Regions from separate parts of the Mus musculus genome. Here region 2 is linked to region 1. The links are chromatin loops, found by intact Hi-C in ENCODE. Cell type or tissue: gastrocnemius. All regions are shown on one strand. Links, peaks and the distances in the headings refer to the core of each region. The heading gives the core; the rest is flanking DNA.

Region 1 (10,286 bases), core at 4,811-7,310:
GCAGTCCCTCTGTGCCCGATGACTTGGTCATCTTCATCCAACCGGGATGCGCCGTTCCCTAGGTTCCCACCTGCCCTAGTAGCAACCCCCTTGCAGCTGTTCACACTCTGGCTTGTCCGCAATATATTCCTCACACCTCTCAACCTTCCAGAACCTGGCCACGTGATGGCTGGTTAACAAGTGAATCTCTGAAGCGTACTGAAATGAGTTCTTTCTAAATATGGTGTGGGTGTTAGAATTGGTCTCAAAAAAAAAAAAAAAAAAAAGAAAAGAAAAGAAAAAAAGAAAAAAAAGAAAGAAAGGAAGTCACAAACCAAACCCAAAAAAACAAAAAAACAAAAACAAACAAACAAAATGCACGTGTGGTGTTTAATCCCTGACAGGCCAGTTGAGAGGTATGTATTTAGGACACAGTTTGCTGGTTCCCCTTGGGTGTTCCCTTGGCCTGCCGTTGTCAATTACACTGATGTGGACAGAACTTCCTCTCAGTGGTTACCATGGAGTTCAAGGCGGCACTGGTGTGAATTCCAGGAAGCTGGAGTCCAGAGGTCCTGGGTCAGTTTTTCTTCTTCCCTTGGATGGTGCTGCCTCTCCCCCAGAGACTCAGTGCAATTGACAGGCTGCTGGCTTCTTCTGTGTTCCTCTAGCTTCCAGCCCCAGCCTCTCTGCCTCCTCTCCCAGGTTCCCCTGAATCCCTGGCCTTCTTCCTCAGTTTGCCTCTCAATGCCGCCTGCACGGATGAGCCTGTGGTCCAGGCCTCCATCCCTGCCTTTATGCCGCTTCTGACAGGCTTTTGGATCCTAGCCTTGGAGGGGGCCTCCTGTCCAGAACTCGCTGGAAGGATGCTAGCTTTGTATTGCTTTGGCATCCATGTGAGACCCTCCAAAGAGCATCCCCACTCTCGAGAAGGTTTCGTTGTGTTTTGTTTTGTTTTGTGTTCGATTCCAAGGAAACCTTTCTGGGGTGTTTTTCCGTTTCCTGACTTGTTCTTCCACTTGGGAACATCATCACAACCTTGAGATGTCCTCTGGCATTCACCATCTTGACCTCTCTCTCTCCCCACCCCACATCCCCATCCCCCCCCCGATTTTATCCGGCCATAGAGAGCAGGGCTGAGGGAGGGCTCAGAGGAGAAAGTCAAACCACCACGCCCACGTGCCCCAGAGAGCGACACGGGAGATGAGGACCAGGACCAGGAGAGGGACGCCGTATTCCTGAAGGACAACCACCTGGCCATTGAGCGCAAGTGCTCCAGCATTACGGTCAGCTCCACGTCCAGCCTGGAGGCTGAGGTGGACTTCACGGTTATTGGTGACTACCATGGCGGCGCCTTTGAAGACTTCTCCCGAAGCCTCCCTGAGCTTGATCGGGATAAAAGTGACTCTGAGACAGAGGGCCTGGTGTTCGCCCGGGATCTCAAGGGGCCCTCCAGCCAAGAGGATGAATCTGGGGGCCTCGAGGACAGCCCGGATCGAGGGGCCTGTTCCACTCCAGAAATGCCCCAGTTTGAGGTACAGTGGAGCTTCACGGAGAACCGGGCACTGCATGTTCAGAGGGCTCTGGGCCATGAGTAAGGAGAGCAGCCATCAGCTGCAGCCTGAAGCTCTGTCTGGTGTTGCATGACTGCCCCTCGTAGAACAGCATGGTTCTGCAACGCATGTCTGCTGTGTCGGTCCACCACTTACAGGTGCTCCGTGGCAGTTTTAACCCCGTGACCCCCATCACTTGCTGAGGTCAAGTGATGATTTACTGCCTCCTTGATCCCCCTGAACTGTGCTGCATAGCACCTGGAGAGAGCATGTGTCCGTGGACTCCTGAGCCTCCTACAGCTGGTCTGAACGCTGAGTGGTTTTTCTTGATGCAGGCCAGGGCTCATTTTACCAGGGTCTGGAGAAGGGGCAGTTATTTAAATCCACCAGGTCCTGAGATGTTAGGGCTGGCAGTGGACACTCCAGGAAAAGAGAAGACACAACCTCTGGAGAGGATGCAGGGCCAGCGTCTGAGCTTCTCTGCTTTGTGGCTCCCTTAGTAGAGCTGCACAGAGGAGTCTCAGAAACTCCCCCTTTCCCTTTACCCTAGCAGATCCTCGCCCCCACCCCTAGACAGTGAACACCAGCTTATTCATGCTGGTATCCTACCCCATGCTGTACCCTCTGGGCGGAAGGCTCCTTCTCCCTTTCCGTGCCTCACCGTGATCCAGGACAGCTCACGCACCTCTCTCCGTGCTTTTCTGGCTACCTGGGAGGCAGTACTAGCCCTACAGCATCCTGCTCTGTCCTGCCACTTTGGCTCTAACATTTCCAGCACAGTCAGGGCAATGGCTGGTTGCTCTGCCCTTCTCCCACCAGGTCTTAGCTGTTCTAAGGTACACTCGGTACCAAGGGACGATAAACGAATGAGCAGCTAGATACCAGGATTCTGGAAGAATCTCTCCTTTCTCCCTCTTCCTTCCAACCACATGAAAAGCTAGATCCATTTATCAGACCTACAGTGTGTAAAGCCATGAACTAGGCCTGAGAGTCGAGTCAATAGAAGCTGATCATTTAGCTTGAGACACCTAGGATACGGTTTGTAAAGCCAACTGATGTGTTTTCTCTGGCTTTAATTTTTAAAATTACATTGTGTTTTTTTATATCATAAAAAATATACCAAAGAAAAGCCCACCATGCAGAGGCGACGATAAATCCACACCTGAATGGAATCCCCCATGCTTTCCATATCTTTCGGCCAGCTAGCCTCCTCGCCTGTTCCCATCTGTTGCCTGGCCCCTGGATACTTCCGTGTGTAGTTCTTCCACTGAGCAGCAGTTTGCACGAAGTGACTAAAAGGTGTAGGCGACGTGTGTGTAAGGAGAACGCTGAGCATTGAGTTTAACCACACCAATACAGCCTCAAAAGACATGCAGCCCTGAAGCATGGGGTCAGGCCCTCCTCATGCAGGCAGTGGCCTTGGCTCTCTCTCTTTGGGTCCTTTCTCAGTGACACCAACCATGCCTTTACATACTTTTCCGTGGGGTTGGGAGAGAGCTTTCTCCTCCTGCATCCCTGTTGTCTGTGAAGAGGAGTTGTGTCTAGGCTTGAGTTTTCACGTGTCCCCTTTATGTTCCTGTAGTCTGTGAAAGCAGAAACCATGACCGTCAGCAGTCTGGCAATCAGGAAGAAGATTGAGCCAGAGGCCATGCTGCAAAGCAGAGTCTCCGCTGCAGACAGCACCCAGGTAACCTGTGCCCCTACTGTAACCTGACACAGGGACCGGCCATTTGAACATAGGATCCTCACTGAAGTGGCCAAGCCCTTTGGTCAACCTTTTCCTTCCCTTCATCCTCCCTGAGGTCAGACACGGAACAGGGAAAAACCATGCTTTCCCATCTGTAAATGGGGGTGATGTTGCCTCCCCCCCCTCCTCCTGGGGGTGTTCAGTGCTCATGGCTAGCAGTTTAGAGGCATGGCTTTCAGGCTGCTTGATACGTGTGGAGAGGATCTTTCCAAGGCAGCTTGGGGGAGAGAAAAGGAGACCTCTCAGTCACTGGTTGTTCAGAACAGCTTATCTGGGTCATTTTTTATGCATGGAGGTTCCACATTCGATTGGAAAGATGAACAAACCAGGCCCAAATGACTGAAGAATGTGTTAGTGAGGTGAAACTAGCTTGCACCCTGGAGAAGGCTAGCTTGCCTGGGAACAGCTCACAGCTTAGTGCACACTTCCTGTGTGTCCTCTGTGGCTCTTCAACTTTTAAAATGTATAAGTCTGAGGGATTGCCCCTGGTTCTTCTTGCCACAGGACTTCAGAGCTCAGTCCCTTCTCCTGGTGACCAAGAGCAGAGTCCTTACCTGGGGTTCCACCCCCAGCACAGGCATTCTGAATATGACATAAAATAACACAAATGTATTTTCCAGATTTTTTTCTCCTACTGTTACAGTATGCCAAGTAATGGCTTTGCAGCTGCTCCTGCCGTTAGAGAGTCGTAAGCTGGCTACCCCAGACAGGCCTCTGCCCTCCCTGGCTTGCTTTGTTTTAGCAACCTTTGTTTTTAATGCAAAGGATAAAGAAATCAAAACGACCTTAAATCCCATAACCTGGTGTCATCAAAACATCAAAATGTCCAGTTATAAAAGTCAATAGACTGGATGACATTATCTATATGTTGTCTCCTGGGAGAAGATACTAACACAGATGTTCACATCTGTTCATACTTAAAGTTATTAGATAAATAAGACCACTGACTCTTACAGTATATCCTTTGCCCTCAACAAGCTTAGAATTTACTCAATTGCTGTCTCTGTCTCTATCTGTCTCTCTGTCTCTGTCCCTCCTCCTTCACTTCTGTCTTCATGAGACAGGGTCCCTGTTAGGTATCTCAGACTGGCCTCAAACTTATTGTGCTGCTGAAGGTGACCTTGGGCTTCCTCCTGCTTCTACCTCCCATGTGATGATGAGATTGCAGGTTGCAGCAAATACCTAATTTTTGCATTTTTTAAATGGGGTCTGGGAATAGAACCCAAGCTTCATGCATGCATGTTAAGTGAGCACTTTACCTCCCAGCCCCATGTCCACTGGGGAAGCATGTCCTAACTGTGTTTCCGTCTCCCCTCACTGGACCCTGTGATGGATTTTATCTTTCCCAGTATTCAGTGCTATGGTAAAGTTTCCTTGTTCATATTTCTTGGTGGACTTTTAGAAGTATCAACTTCTGTTGTAGTTAGGGTTTCTATCACTGGGATAAAACATGATCAGAAGCAACTTGGGGAGGAGAGGGTTTATTTCAGCTTAGAACTCTCAGGTCACACCCATCACGGAGGGAACTTCAGCCAGGAACCTGGGGACAGGAACTGAAGCAGAGGCCATGGAGGAGTGTTGCTTACTGGTTGCTCTTCGTGGCTTGCTCAGCCTACTTTCTTTCAGTCCTTCCTTCCTTTGTTTCTTTGTTTCTCTCTTTCTTTCTTTTTTCCTTCCTTCCTTCCTTCCTTCCTTCCTTCCTTCCTTCCTTCCTTTCTTTCTTTCTTTCTTTCTTTCTTTCTTTCTTTCTTTCTTTCTTTTTCTTCTTTCTTTCCTTTTGAGACAGGGTATCTCTGTATCTCTGGCTGTCCTGGAAGTTGCTTTATAGACTAGGCTGGCCTTGAACTCACAGAAATCTGCCTGTCTCTGTCTCCTGAGTGCCAGCCAACTTTAGCCTACTTTCTTATATCATACAGTACCATCTGCACAGGGTTGGTACCTCCTCCAGTGACCTGGGCCCTCCCACATCAGTCATTAATCAAGAGAATGCCTGACAGACTGCCCATAGGCCAGTCTGAGACATTTTACCAGTTGAGAGTTCCTCTTCCCAAATGACTTTAGCTTGTTGTCAAATTGACATTAAACTAACCAACATGACATCAAAGGGTAACTTCCAAGGTTGAATGGAATTCACCAACTTGCCTGGTTGCTTTGTCCAATACAGTGGTTGAAATGAAGTCTTTGAAGAGCCTTGGGGCCCCTCTGCAGTACAGTGTGAGCACCCCCAGTGCATGTCCACTCCTGAAACCTGTCACCTTGTAACTATAAGCCAGGTGACAGATACTACAGATACGTGTAGTCCTGTCATCTCTCATGCCTCCTTCTCTGCCTCATAGGTTGATGGGGGTACTCCAATGGTGAAAGACTTCATGACAACTCCCCCCTGCATCACCACAGAGACCATCTCAACCACCATGGTAAGTGGAACCCAGGAAGCTCCCCTCTCTTACCCACCCCTTACTCTCTCTCTCTCTCTCTCTCTCTCTCTCTCTCTCTCTCTCTCTCTCTCTCTCTCTCTCTCTCTCTCTCTCTCTCTCTCTCTCTCTCTCCCTCTCTCTCTCTCTCCCCCCCCCTCTCCTCCCAGTACCCAGAACCTGGAAACTGCTTCAGCAAGCCTCAGATGCCCTCATGGCAGTGAGACAGATGACCAGGTTCCTGTTGTCTGGTACCTTGACTGCTCTAGTACAGATTGCCAGTCTTCGGTTTTGCCAATTGAACAATGTGTGGAGCAGAGGCCCTGACTCTCAGTTATTTGGGCCATCCCAAGCATGCAGGGGTAGAGGGAGAGTAAAATGATCAGATTCTCAGCATGCAGGAATCTTGCAATTCCAGGCAAATCTACCTGCCGGAAAGCCCCCATCCCACCCCATCCTCCAGCCAGCCAGCAACCCCAAACCACCCTCAGTGTTGCAGACCACTTTCTCACTATAGCCAGTAGATGGCAGCAGTGAACCTGGTTGGAATATTCAGGGTTTTTTTTTTTTTTTTTGACACCTTTTAAGGGACCTTGTGGATTTTGCTATTTATTTGCTGTCTGACCAGTAATGAAAAGTACTTGGTCTCAAGTATTCTCATCGTATGGGACTCTAGAGCAGCAGTTCTCAACTTTCCTACTGCTACAGCCCTTTAATACAGCTCCTGGGGTTGCGGTGACCCCAACCATAAAATTATTTTGTTGCTACTTCATGACTGTAATTTTGCTAGTTATGAATCAGAATGTAGATATCTGATACGTGAACCCTGTGAAAGGGTCCCTAGGTCACGACCCTCAGGTTGAGAACTGTCGCTCTAGAGCCTTTAGGAACAGTACAGACCTGTTATTCTGCACACAGGTTTCTGTGTCAGACAGCCTCCTGAGATGTTTGACCTTTGGCTTATTAACCGTGGTTATCTGCTGTTCTTTCTCCTGCATCCTTTACAAATGAGAAAACTTAAGTTCAGGGGGATAAAGAGATGAACCCAAGGTCACATGACCAATAAATCTCAGTTTAGCCTCAGGCATTGTGACATTGGAAGTTCCACTTTCACTGTCAGTCTCTCTGCTCTGCCCATGTCCTGACCTGTGGGAACATCAGTTCTGGGGCCTGGGGCTGCAGAATGTAGTGATACCTCATCCAGATACTCTTGAGCTATTGAGAGATGCTTGTGAATGCCGTCCCTTGTCCAACTCCGGACCTATTCCTGGGAAGATAATGTCATTAAGTCCGACTCCTCAGCAGGTGGGTTTTAAGTAAACCGACCCCAGGATCGATAAACAGCCAGTTACCAGATGGCACATGTATCTCTGATCACTCGGTTCTTTCTCCCCCTCCCAACCATTACTCTTAGGCACTGAGATACTTGTAAGGGTAAATGTAAATGTCATTATGGCACGTAGACAGTTAACTTCATTCATCTCCTCATCCATCCATTCATCCATTCATTTGTTTCAAAGCCAGTGATGAGTCTGTCTGCCTAGCACAGGGATACAGAGCTGCAGTGCCCACCAGCATCCATTGTGCTGCCATCACAGGTGCCTGTCACGTGTGCAGCTCCTGGGCACAGTGATGAGCAAGGCCCACCCTTCTCACTTCCTGGCTGGATGGCCTTGGGCAAGTCACCTGAACCTCTCTAAGCCTTCTTGCCACATCTGTAAAATGGAGTGGGAGAAAGGTTTGTGTGAGACCCAGCAAGTACCCTCTGGGAAGCCTGCAAAACAACACCTGGCCTGTAGTGTATCGAGAAGTCAGCTAATGCTGTCTCTTTCTTGCCTTCATGGAACAGTGCAACAGGCTAGGGGCTGCTGGGAGGAGCCAGGAGGGTAACACAGCTGCTGGGAGGATGTGAGGAAGTTGTCTATAGCATAGGCAGGGTCAGCGGAGCTATGAGGAAAGGATGGATGGGGGTGGGCATGGCCACAGGAGGATGCTTCCAGCCTGTGAGAGCAGGTGTAAGGCCTGCAGGTGAAGAAGCACATCTGGGTGGCAGATGTGTACAGATGTGTACAGGAAGGGGAGGGGGAGGAGGAAGAGGGCTGAGAAGACAGACTGAACCAGAGCGGGAAGGGTTTGCGGTGTGTGTAGGATGGTTTAAACTTGATTCTGGAAACAAGAGGGGAATGGTGCCTTTGGAGTAGAAGCAGGGGATCAGCTGCGAGTGCATTAGACCATCGGCATGTGTGGAGTGTGGCCTGGAACAAAGATTCCTCCCTCCTGCTTCCCCTTCCTCCTTCCAGCCTCTTTGCTTCCCTTAATAAATATTTACTGAACACCCACGATGTGTGAAGTACTGTTCTAGGCACTGTGAGTCTGGCACTGGAGGAGACAGTGCCTGGATCCCTGGGACCCACGTAAGGACAGAAGACGGTGGGGACCTAAGGGCTGCTGTCTAGCTGGAGCGCCACCAGGGTTCAAGAGGGTGGCTGCAGCAGAGATTTAGGGACTAGAAAGTCCTGGAGCAGGAAAGTACAGTATTTGCTTTCTGGTAAGATGTTCTGGAGACAGGACAGATGGGCTGGGGACAGTGTTTACTGGCCAGTGGTTCTTACAGTGTGGTCCCAGGTACCTGTGACAAAGGCACGTTCCTCACCCGGCTCCGAAAAGTCTAATTCAGAAGCCAGGAGAAGCTTGGCAGCCTGTTCACAAGGGATCCCGTGTGAGAGGAGTGTGATATTTGTATGTTAGGAGCTGGCAGCCAGTTACCCTGCAGACTTGACGTGTGAGGAGCCGATGGAGTGTTTCCAGGAAAGGCCCAGGAGAAAATTGGTTTTGAAGATTTGGGGTTCAAGAAAAATCTGCATGACAGGTAGAGGGATATAGTTGTGGCATCAGTGAAGCGGTAGAATTTCCTGGGTATCTGAGTGGGTAGAGGGGAGCCCTGGGGAGAGATAGAGGGTTAGCCTTGCCCAAGGAGAACTGTGCTTCCATGAGTTGAGAGATGGCCCTAGCTATGCACACATCCAGGGCAGGGAGAAGAAAAGACCTAGGCCTTGAACAGCCTGTGTCCCCTTTAGTGGCTTTTGTTTTCGATGCAAAGATGAAGATGAGCTTTGGACGCTGGCCTCAGGCAAAGAGAGAACATGAAGAATAAGAGACTATGAGAGTGTGGTCTGAGGGATAGAAGGATCAAAGGGATGATGGTCGCTCCCTAAGCCAGAGGAAGAACACTCTCCTAGAAATGACCTTTGCAGTCTGGAATCTAAGTTGCTATAGGGAATGTGCCTTATGGTGCTGTGCCAAGTGACCTGGCCACCAACAGTCTGGGCAGGAGCTGGCTTAGCAGAGGCGAGGATGGAGCAGAAGGCTCTGTCCTTCCCCATGCTTCGGTAGGGTTCGTTGCCACGCACAAAACAAGACTGGCGTCCGTTTGTCTGAGATGCTGCATAATAGAGGTTAGCTGGAGACTATGCAGAAGTGAGAGGCAGCAGAGAGAACCTTGGTGTCTCTTACCCAGATATGGGACACTAAGTCTAAGGCAATTCCAGGCAGATAGAATAGTTATGATCCAGGACGAGACCAGGGAAGCTGGCTCAAGAGTGACGGCTCCAAGGGCCAAGTGCTGGGACAGCCACCAGCACCTACAGCCTTGGAGGCTGCTCGCTCAGAGTTAATGTCTGCTATCACCACTGACTTGCCATGAGACTTGAACAAGCCACATACTATAGTTTTCCCTCCTGTGTGTCCTCTGCAGAACAAGTTCTTGCTACCAAGAACTGCCTTCAGTGGCTTTGAAGGTTAAGTGAGGTCTCACATAGGCACCCAGCTAGTGGAATGTTTAGTGCCTAGCAGGTACCAGGAAGTACTTACAAGATCCATCTGCCTGTGCTCCTGAATTTACCGGCAGCTTTTGTTTACCTATGTTCTTCACTTATGGGCACAATGGGATTAGGCGAAGGTCCTTTTTCACAGACAGTAGGGAGGAAATGGTTCTGCCTCAAGGTCCACAGCAGGTCCAGGACAAGAGCCTGGGCTTCCTGACTTTTAGTGCTTCCAGAGAGCAGTACCATATCTTGTTCACTGTGACTCCCTAATAGTGGGGATCCAGTATATCTTTGTCGAGTGAGTCTATAAGCAAGCATGCAAGTGTGTGTCTATGGGGATTGAGTCTCTGGGGGTTGAATGCCTCAGCTCTCTGCTTCTGTGTCACTTCTCAACCCCATGGTGATGATAACCACATGGTCACATGCCCTGGCTATCCTGGAGACCTATTGAACTGAGACCTGGCCATCTGAGCACTATTGTCTCCCCAGGAGAACAGTCTCAAGTCCGGGAAGGGGGCAGCTGCCATGATCCCAGGCCCACAGACGGTGGCCACGGAAATCCGTTCTCTTTCACCGGTAAGTAGGCAGGGCCAGCTCAGGCTAGGGGACTCGGAGCAGAGGATGCAAGCACATAGCCCACAGCGAGTGCAGTCAGGGGCTCAGAACCATTTGCAGATGCCCATAGGCTCCTCGAGGTGTCCATCAGTGCCCCCTGGTGCAACCAAAGCACTGGCATCAGGGCTGGAGGTAAACAGGACACAGACACACGGAC
Region 2 (10,286 bases), core at 3,250-5,749, 84 kb after region 1:
TGAACCCAAGCCATCTCTCCAGCTCCCGCTCTGTCTCTCTTGATAATACATTCTGAGTCTAGAGTGATGGTTGCAAGCGCTTGTGACTCTTCCAGAAGACTAGAGTTCAGTTCCTAGCATCCATGCTGGGTACTTAGAACCTGTGACTTTAGCTCCAGGGCACGTAACATCCTCTTCTAGCTTCTTGGATACACACGCACGCATGCACACATACACAAATAAATATCAGATTTAAACTTAGTCATTTATTATATAAATGAATTTCCATTTTAAGTGTTTTAATTATAAACTCGACGTATTTGCCCTCAGCGTCTGCTTGCTTGAGACAGGCTCTCTCGTCACCGTCTGCGATCGAAGGACTAGCTGGTGCCTAAGCCCCCTGTCTTCACCTCCCATCTGGCTGTGGAGTGCCAGGATTACAGACTCACAGCACCTCACCTGGTTTGCATGAGTTCTGGGCATCAGAACTCCAGTCCTCAATTCATGTGGCAAGCTCTTCATCTGAGCGTTCTCCCCGGGGTCCTGTTGTCATTGTTGTTGATGTTGTATTGAGGGGGGAGGAGGGCAGGAGGGAGGGAAAGAGAGAGACAGGAGATATGTGGTTTGTGTGTGGAGTGCTCATGCACATGTGGGTGCTAGTGCATATGCCTATGAATGTGTGTCTGGCCAGAGGTCTTTCCTTAGTCAGTCTCCATGTTCCTTTCTTGAGACAAGGTCTCTCCCTGGACCTAAAGCTCATCAACTTGGCTAGGCTGGCCAGCCAACAAGCTTCTGGGATCCCCCATCCTTGCTCCCCTCTCCCACTTTTTACATGGATTCTGGAGACCCGAGCTGATGTCCTGATGCTCAGACAGCAGGCGCTTTACCAACTGGGCTTCCCCAGCCCTCTCCTCCTCCCCCCCCCCCTTTTTTTTTTAGTATCTCAGACACTCGGAGCTAACAACCCTGCCTCCACGGTGCCCTTCAGCATTGGTGCGGGCATAGGTTTAGAATGAACACACCGTATTAAGTGAGCTTCTCCCTGGTCCACCTCATTCTCAGTGTCACTGTATGTATGAGTATCAAGATGACATGCCTTTGCTCCTGCTTGTTACTGTATGCTCACAGCTACCACCTTGTGCGGGCTTTTGTCCAGTGACTGTTGATTGGAATCTGTTTATGTTGGGTGTGATCCTGATCCCGTTGTTCTACGGCCGCGGCGTCTATATCACTGTTCACTTGTTCATTGATTTACCCTCCCTGCGGTTGCTAATTGGACTGCCTTCAGGTCTTCTGCATTGCAAAAGGTCTCTGTGCACCTTCCTGGGCATCTCCCACCTCCACTCACTGTAGCGTGGGGACCTACAGGGTAGCTTCCTTAGGAACTTAGTAGGCATTCAGACTCCAGGGTCCTGCTGAGGGGGCCTGCTTGGGAACTGAAGGGATGCTGTATGTGGAGCAGCAGTGAGATTGGTGGATCCTGTGGGTGGTCTAGCTCCCCCTCCTTCCAATAGGATGTCAGGGCTGCCTCTGAGCTTCATCTTCGCTAACTTTTGCGATTGTCCTAGTCATTTTTGCCGGTCTGTGGGCATACAGTGACAAATGGTCATGGCCTTGATTCACGACCCCAGTAGCTAAGAAGCACAGGCATCATGCCTACCACATGTTTACCCTTTGTGAACCTCCTGATGCTTTCTCTCACCTAGCCCAACACTGACTTTGTGTTTTCTGTTTTCTCAGCTGGAGGCATCTCCCTGTGTCACTCCTTGTCACCTCCTTCAGGAAGCCTGCCTAGACTTCTGCTCTTTAACCTCACAGAAAGGAAAATTCGGTGTCATTGTCCCTTCATTTCCTGCCTGGGAGCCCCGCCTAAACCAAGGAACTTGGAGAGTCCTGCATGGCTCAATCCCACAGTAGTAAATATGTTCTAACTCACTTTTTATCATTTAAAGGAAATGTTTACATTTTCAAACAGTCTAAATTATGTGTGTGTATGTATGCATATATAATGTATATATGTATGTATGCATATATATGTGTATGTGTGTGTGTGTGATGGTGGCATATACACAGTAGAGTTTCATTCAGTCACAAGGACAGTGAAATCATGTTCTTTGCAGGGAAATGGATGGACCCGGGGATTATTGTGGTGAGAAAATAGAGCAGCCTCGAGGAGACAAACAGTGTGTGTTTTCTCAAATACGCAGAATCTACATTTAAATATATGCACATTATATGTATGTGACATGAAAGCAGAAAGGAGAGGAAGTAGGAGGCTGGCAAGGGGAGGGGTGGAGGAGGGGAGGTACAGAGAGATAATGTTTAATGTCATCATGAGCCCATTATTTTGTATATTAACTAAAGATGAATTAAAATGTCCGAATTGCTAGCTTCTCTCAGCAAAACCAGAAGACATGGCCTCATAGGGACATCTTTTTTAGGGTGACAGTTTGCTGGTGCAGAGGGTAGCAGACCCCTGTAACTCGAACTCACGCCCTGTGCAGGCCCTGTCTGTGGCCATGTGGGCTTGTGACCCCTACCTCTGCAAGCATGCCTGTGGTTTCTTTCTCTCAGTCTCTCTCCTCTTTCCAGTCTTCCCCTTCCCACCTCTTCCCTGCACAGCCCCAGCAGCCTCTCTGGCCTTTCCTGTCTCTCCCAGTCACTGTCCACGCCACAACCCTGCTCAAGAACCAGTATCGCATCCACTCCCTGTTCCCTTCCTAGACACTGCCTGACTTGTAACAAGAAGTATTATCACAATATAAATGTATCTGGTTTACAAATGTCTAGATAACAGCACAACAGGCACTTGAGACTGCACACTGTTTCAGGGACACTGAAGCCTCTACCACACTCCCATCACCTGTCCTCGGGGCCACTACTTGTCAAAATCTGCTATTCATCACTCCTGTGTGTATTCTTATATTACATATGCCAGTGTCCCCAAATAATGCATAGCCTTATGTTGTCTGTTTTCCAACTATGTGTCCGATTCTTCCAGCTGCAACTTGCTTTTTTAAAAATCCAATTACATATTATTATTATTATTATTGTTAATGTTATTATTATTTTAAAGATCATATTGAATTCAGGTGAAGCTCACAAGTCATGAAATCCATCTCTGAGTCCTCACAAGCCAAGTGTGGCTCTGTGACCCGTCCTAACAGATGTTTGAGGCTTGTGGCATGGGGACAGCCTTCTGTGGTCACTGTTTTACCCGGCTCCAGACAAACGGCTGTTTAGACTGTGATCAGCTTTTCACTTATAGTCAGTGCTGCTGTAAAGCCTCGGTGAACAAGGCCCTGAAACCCTTTTCTGAGGCCGGTCGACACCTGCTCATTTTAGCCAGCTACACAGTGCAAGGCCACTGTTCAGCCCTGCCAGAGGCTTCCGAATCCATAGAGGTCTTCTTAGCTACCCAAGGGAAGGGACCTTGTTCCTCTCCAGTGACAGCTGCCTGAACCTACAGTCCCTCCTCTCCTGCCCTTCACCCTCCTCTAGGACTCCAAACTGACCTTTCCTCTGCCTATCTTAGCCAGGAAGCCAATTCCTGCAGCATGGGTCATGGCAGATCTCCTCTGGGCCAGTAGCTGTAGTTGGTGGGAGTCCAAACAGCACAAACCCTGGGAGAAAGGGAAGGTTGGTTGTTTTTTTTTTTTTTTTTTTTTTTTTTTTTTGAAGGGAGGCATGGGTGGGCCAGTAGTGTGAGAAGCTGGTACATGAAATTGCTCTGGGTCTTGAGGGATGAGTAGGAGTTTGTCACTGAGAGATGGTGGGAGGGCATTGCAGGCTCAGGCAAGAGGAGAGGCTAGGACTAGAATAGTGGGGTAGAGATGTGAGGAGGGTGGGCAGGCAGTGGAAGAGAAGAAAGAGGCCTGGAGGAGCCTCAGTTGCATACCTAGTATTCTCCAGGGACAGCTGTGTGGGAGCCAGGGGAGGAGGCACATCCATTTGACACCTATTGAATGCCATGATCCAGTACGAAGAGCTTACCTCTATTCTTTATCTCTTCGGTTTCTTAAGGAGGTAGATGCTTATGTGGTCCCGATTGTGCGGGTAGAAAAACGAGCTCAGGGAGAAGCACGGACTATGGTCCGTGATCACAGAGCCCCCGTGAGAGGGAGGACAGGTGCCCGGCCACGAATTCCAGAGATGCGTTAGCCAGCCAGGTACTGCTGCCCAAAACAAGGGTTCTCCAGGAAGCGGGTCACCGGGAGGGGGCACCCGATCCTAGAGGCAAGAACCCTAACGGGAGAAAGAGGGGTGAGAAGAAGCCTGACTCCCGCAGCGAGACCCAGACCAGCCGCATCTTTCCCGTGCCTCAGTTTTCCTACCCCACAGTGAACGCAGCCAAAACACCTTCCTGCCGACCCACTCAATAACCCAGGTTTCCAAGTTCGCGCGCCACCGCGGCCAGCGCTGTGTAACCTCGCTCCGGTAGTCTGCCCTCTCTGGACGATCGGTCGCAGATTCCCAAGCGCTCTTTCCGCTACACACCCAGCGTCCGCAGCCGCGGTGCCCCTCCCCTCCCCTTCCCTTCCCCGGGCGGGCGGCGGGGGTGGCGCGCCGGGCCCCGAGCGGCCCCCGCGGTCCCCCGCAGCCCCGGGCCCCCGGCCTGATCCGCGCCTGGTTTTGGGCGCAGCCGCGCGGCCCCCTCCCCCGCGCGCGTCTCCCCGCCCCCCGCCCCCTCCCCGCCGCTCTCGGGGAGCCGGGGCCGCGCGGCTCCTCCTCCCGCAGCCGCATCTGGGGCGCCGCGCCGGCCGGAGGAGAGGCATGGGGCGCCCGCGGGCCGGGGCCGGGGCCGGGGCCTAGGCGAGCGAAGCTTAGAGCGAGCGGAACGAGCGAGCGAGCGGAGCGGGCGCAGCGCAGAGGCCGAGTGGACCGAGGCGGTCGAGCGCAGGGCGCAGGTGAGCGCGCGGGGGTGGCACGCGTCAAGACCCTCCTCCGAGGCTAGATCGGGGGCAGCCCCCAGCCGCGGGCAGACCCCGGGACAGATGCGCTCAGCGACGGGGTCTCCCGGATCCTCTGACGGGCAGTGGCGCCCGGGCCTGGGGACCGACGCGGGCCGGCCCCTCCGATGCTGTCGGCCCTTCCCTGGCCGGGGCGCAGGAGCGGTTCCCGGCCCTCCATCCGCAGGCGGCTGGCAGCGGCAGCCCCCTCCCAGCCGCGTGTCCGGGCGGCCGGGGCTTCCTTGCCTTCAGCCTGCCGCACGCTCGTACTCCCTTCCCGGGATCTCCCCGGGACCGGGCATCCGGGGAGGGGGCGGGCGACCCCGCGCCGCATCGCCCCCGGAGCGCTCGTCTGCCCGGGAGGGGCCGAGCGACCCTGGCACCTGGGCTGTGGGGGGGCCGCTCACATGGCCACGGGAGGCCCCCACGTGCGGCGCCCCGCGGGAACGGGGGTTCGCGTACAGAGCGGGTGGAGGATAGACCAGGTGGCTGCGGAGGCCAGCTGGGTCCAGATGTGCAGGGCCTGCTGGGAGGGGACATGTGCTACCTGGGCAAGTGATGGTCCCTGGGCCTCCTTGGGCAGAGCTTGCCTTGTCGGATTCCCCATCCAGCCCTTCATCCATCTCCTTTCTCGCGTTCTTCTATGCTGCCTGTGTTGCGGAAAGGGCTGTCACCGACTGTTGATGTTGTGGGGGAAAATGAAATGGGGGAAGGGTGGTGGGTAGGTGGGTGGGTGAAGGCCAGTTGTGGCGGAGATACCCAAAGGATGGGGAACCTTACGCTTGGAGGACTGTGCTGATGGGGGGGGGGGGAATGTCCCAGCACCTCCACCTGCTTGGAAGTAGAAAATGCAGAGGGGGAGGGGGCTGCAGTCCCCAGCCCTAAGGAGGCTGGACTGCCCCGCCTCTACTCTTGGCACCTCCTGTGCGGTGGGGGAGGGTCCGGTCCCTCTGCCTCTGTGGCTTCACCAGACAGGACCATGTCAGAATGCCTGTTGGAGGAGTCTGTGGAATTCTTCCCTCAGGTGGCTACCTCTCTCCCCTTCCTCTGGTATAGAAAACTGTGGGCTGCCTGGGCCAAGGGTGGTCCGAGGGGCCTGAGCCAGACTGTTAAGGACAGCGGGACTGGGTGGGGCCGCAGAGCTGGCTTCCGGGCTGATAGCCGAGGCTCGGGTTGGGGGGCCATCCTCCCCCTCAGCTGGGCTTCAGCGACTGCTCAACAAGCTCCGAGTATGTTCCCAGTAGCTTCTGACGATGCTGTCTGTGCACGTGGGGCAGGCGTGTGTGCCTGTGTCTGTATTGGGGTTGGGGTGGGATAGAGTGTGTGGGTTCTCCGGAAGCTGGGCAATGCCCGGTGTGCCTGTGAGTGGTGTCCGCGAAGCCCTCGTCCATTTAGGCCAGGTGGAGCTAGGCTGGGCACTGGAGAGGTAGGTGGGCAGGGCCCCGAGTCAAGAGAAAGTGTGGGGTAGGCAGGGCCTGATGACTGACTTACAGAACCCGGTACCCAGGACTATCCTGCTGGTGTCAGCCAGAGATGAGCTGCAGGTTTGAGGGCTGTGCCCCGGGCCGGCGCACGGCTGCTTGGCAGCCGAACTTGCTGTTTTGAAGGAAGGCTGCGCAGCACTCAGGGGCTGAGGGTGGAACGTGTACTTGGGAGCTTTCAGAGGACTCAGTGACGTATCTAGTGTATCGGGGCACCCACTGGCATCTTGTTAGGATTTTGTGGCTCACAGGCATCTGGCTTCATAAATGCCAGCGTACCTACACACTGAGGGATATTGTCCGCTGCCCTTTACCCAGCAGAGAGCAGGGTCTCGCCCCTCCCCTACAACTGTAATTGATGAGTACTCATTGATTTGAAAAATAAAATAAAATAAATTTTAAAAATAGCGTTCCCGAACTCCAGTGGACTTTAGTATATTTTCATTTAAACATTCCGAAATGGGAATGAAAAAATTTTAATTCTGATTTTCTGTTTTTGGAAAGCATATAGTTGGTCCATAGTTCCCAGCCTGAAGCCCAGCCCCCTCCCCGCAGCAGCTACCTCTCAGCTGCATCTTGCTCCCCATCTTCTCTCACTTTGGCTCTGGTCTCCCTGGCCTGCTTTCAGTTCCTGGACTGTGTTCAGGTTGCATTTAGCCTCAGGGTCTTTGAGCATACTGGGTCCTCTGCCCATACCCCCTCCCCCAAGTCCCCACCCACATCACCTACTTAACTCATCAGCCTGGCCTCATCCTGAACATTGCCTTTGGAAAAAAGCCTCCTCCGTGCCCAGGCCACTGTGTCCCTGTCAACATCTCCACAGCCCCAAGACCTCTGTGCTGTGACTGACATGGGAGGGGCGGCGACACACCTTCCCATTAGCCTCCTTGTGCTGAGGACGGGTCTTGACTGGCTGAGGGAACTTGCTCTTGTTTATTTATTATTTATTTATTTATTTATTTTTGGTTTGAATGAATGGGTGAGTGTGAACTGGGGCATTCCAAGTGGAGGATGGGCACAGAGGATACTTGGTCAGGTCCAGTTGCCCACATGACTGTCCTTATGGGTTCCTCTGGCTCCAGCTGGCTCTGTACACCCAGAGGCACTTGGCAGACTTGTGGAAGTTATAGGTCTGTGGCCTCTAAAATCCCAGTGTGTCCGTGGGTAGGTCCAGCATCTTTGGGCATTCCTGTGGCCCCGTGGTTGGGTACCTGTTTCTGCATCACTTCGTGGGTTCAGATCAGTTGCCTACCTAGCTACCTCTTGTTGCATTTATGGGAGTGGGGAGTCTGCTAGCTACTAGTTTCTTGCCTGCCATTCCTTCTTTGGGCCACTAGTGTTTCCTGCTCCACTCAGTGCTTAGTGCTGGGGGGCGGGGGTGGTGCAGAGAATCAAATCAGAGGAGATCTGGTACGTGACCTGCTGCTCTTCCTGTCCTGGGGACCCGTGCTGCCGGGTGCTGGAAACCTGTCCCCAAGAACATGTGCTGCTCTGGGCTTGGGGGGCCTCAGGGATGTGAGTGAATTGAGCATGAAGGAGCAGGACACTGCCGGCCAAGGACCCCACAGGCATTCATAAAGCCAGGAAGGCAGCCTGCGTCTTAATCAGAGAGGTGGCCTCCTGAGTGGTCCTCGGGGACACTGGTCGTGAAGATGAGCTGCTTCTGTGCGCACTTTGGGGCGCAGGATCAGGCTTGGTCTGCTCTAGTAAGTTTGAAGGACTGTGTGTGTACAGGTCCAGGGTTGTGGTCCACAGACTGAGAGGGGCCAGCAGTTTCTCCTGATGGGTGATCCTGCCATTAGAGAGGTGAAGTGGGCTGGCTCAGGTAGAGACATCACTCTTAACTGAACCCTGACTGGGCACATTAAGTAAATGGCTAATCCCCTGCAGGGCTTCCTATGGTGGGGACACAGAGACAAATGTATGCTCGCTCAGTCCACTGGACTCTTTTGTTGGGCTCTTAGCTGCACATGACTACCTGTTTTGTATATGTGGTCTGGGGAGCAGTTGTTGTTGATTCTCTGTACCCACCTACTCAGTAGTCCCCTGGCAACAACCTCAGGCCAAGATTGGAGCCTTTGGGGTGCGCTCAGCACCCTGCAGCTTGCAGGTCACATTCAATTTCCGCACTTTCTAGCCCTCCCCTTGGCAGGAATGACGAGGAAATACCTTAGTGTGTCTGCCTGGTGGGGAAACTGAGGTGCAGGAGCTGCCCACGGCCACTCAGAGGCTGAAGAGTGGACCAGTAACCCCGTCACTGCGCCCTAGGGATAGCCATTGTGCCAGGGCTTCTCTGGAGTAGATGGCACATCACTTCCTGAGCGAGAAGCAGCCTGGATCCTTCTCTGCTGGGTTTCGCAATGCCGCCTCCTCCCCACCGAGCCGTCTGACGTGGCCTTTTCAAAAGCCCAAAATGAATGGAAGCACATTTTGTTTGGAGAATTTTGCTACACCCCTCACTAGGGCTGGTTGCAAAACCAGGCTTGGGGATTCCTGCTAATGTTGACAATGATGATAATAATAATAATAACAGCCGTTATCAGCAGCTGACAGTTAAAAAAACAAAACAAAACAAAAAAATCAACTCTCTGCTTGATAAAGCATCATTGACCATCTCCCAGAACTGAGCGTGTGGTTCAGGGTCTGCTACTTAGTAATACTGACTCCAAGCCTCCTATATCTGCTTCAGCCTCTACTACATCCCATTTTTATTGGCCCCATTTTACAGATAAGAACATTGGACACAGAGAACTTTTAAGTAATTGGATCAAAGCCACATAGATGTCAAAATCCTGGTACCAGGATTTGGATCTAAGTTAGCGAGAGTTTAGAGTCTCACGTTAGCCCCATCCTCTGGGGATCCTGAAGTGTTCCCGCTTGTTCACCAGCATGTGATGGGTATGAAGTTTATGGGATCAACTGCAGTAGGCTCGTTTCGGGGAACCTGACTGTATCCACTGGCGATGGGTCCCCACTTGGTAGAAGTAAACAGCCTAAGGCATCCCTGGAATTCAAGTGTCTCAGCCCTGTGATAGGCCTGGTCTGAGCTTTGCTGTCCCTTCCTGCGCTGCCCCCACTCCCACCCCCCTGTTACATGGTGGTTACTAACGGAGGCTGTGACCCGCCCTTAAGACGTCCTATAGATGTGAGGTTATATGGGTGGTAAGAAGTGACCACCACTGCCAGCCCACCCCGGGGAGCAAACAAGGCACTTGGTCCCCAGGATCTTTGGGTTAAGAAGCAAGCTCCCCCCCCTCTGAAACAGAGCAGCATCTCCAAGAATGGCATCACACATGGTCAGAGGGACATTTGGTGCTCTACAGGGGTCAGAGTGCATCTGATGGTACAGAACTGGGATTGAAACCCTAGCATGTGCATGGAGCAAGACCCGCTGGTGCATAATTGAGTGCCTACTGTGTACCCAGCATTGCAGGATTAGGAAACCATCCTGACTGGGAGGCACTGGGACACCATATACCCCAAGTTCTGGTCTTGGGGTATTGAGCCGTTGGCTTCCGGGCTTAGGCATTTGTCTCTGTGTAGTGACAGGCCCCTGGTGGGTCTTGACATTTGTCCGGAGGTGATGGACTGCATGATGCTCTGTTGCTGTGGTCCCTGCCTTAGGGCCTGCGCCTCTCTGAGCTCCATGGTCTCCATCGCTTTTGTGGGGTGGGGGCGCCGTCCGAGTCTCTGCCAGTTCAGCTCTCTGGAACTGCCGGGGTGAACTGAGCTGGACTTCCCTCCAGGAGATCTCAGGAGTCTGGTGTTGTGTTCTCGCCCCGACAATTGCCTGTCTTCTCCACTACCCTCTGTCCCCAAACCCCTGCCAGAGGGGAGGAAGCTTTTACTCCCACCTACTGCAGGCTGACTGGGTGCC

Evidence for each region. Hi-C counts contacts between places; a loop is a spot of excess contacts. Peaks named below come from ENCODE experiments on the same cell type or tissue, not always from the same donor. Only the 100,000 strongest peaks of a DNase experiment are listed, where the experiment ranks them.
Region 2: it touches region 1 in a loop (2.6-fold over the local background); 4 of 42 quality-filtered maps call a loop at or near these places.

What each region holds. Positions count from the first base shown.
Region 1 is chr2:156,523,778-156,534,063 of GRCm38, forward strand. Epb41l1 (erythrocyte membrane protein band 4.1 like 1) reads left to right here. Exons shown (of 25, transcript NM_001368800.1): 18 at 1,104-1,511; 19 at 3,112-3,216; 20 at 5,613-5,693; 21 at 10,004-10,090. Among named protein-coding and RNA genes, the nearest start is that of Aar2, 19 kb to the right of the region's middle. In gastrocnemius, for the core only: a CTCF peak has its summit at 6,214 (motif pointing right); a DNase peak (open chromatin) is centred at 6,161.
Region 2 is chr2:156,608,973-156,619,258 of GRCm38, forward strand. Dlgap4 (DLG associated protein 4) reads left to right here and starts at 4,725. Exons shown (of 13, transcript NM_146128.6): 1 at 4,725-4,886. It overlaps Gm14169 (predicted gene 14169), which reads right to left and starts at 4,450. Exons shown (of 4, transcript NR_040372.1): 1 at 4,314-4,450; 2 at 3,973-4,224; 3 at 3,495-3,602; 4 at 226-2,255. In gastrocnemius, for the core only: a CTCF peak has its summit at 4,194 (motif pointing right); DNase peaks (open chromatin) are centred at 4,254, 4,695 and 5,311; H3K4me3 peaks cover 1,651 bases; H3K27ac peaks cover 252 bases.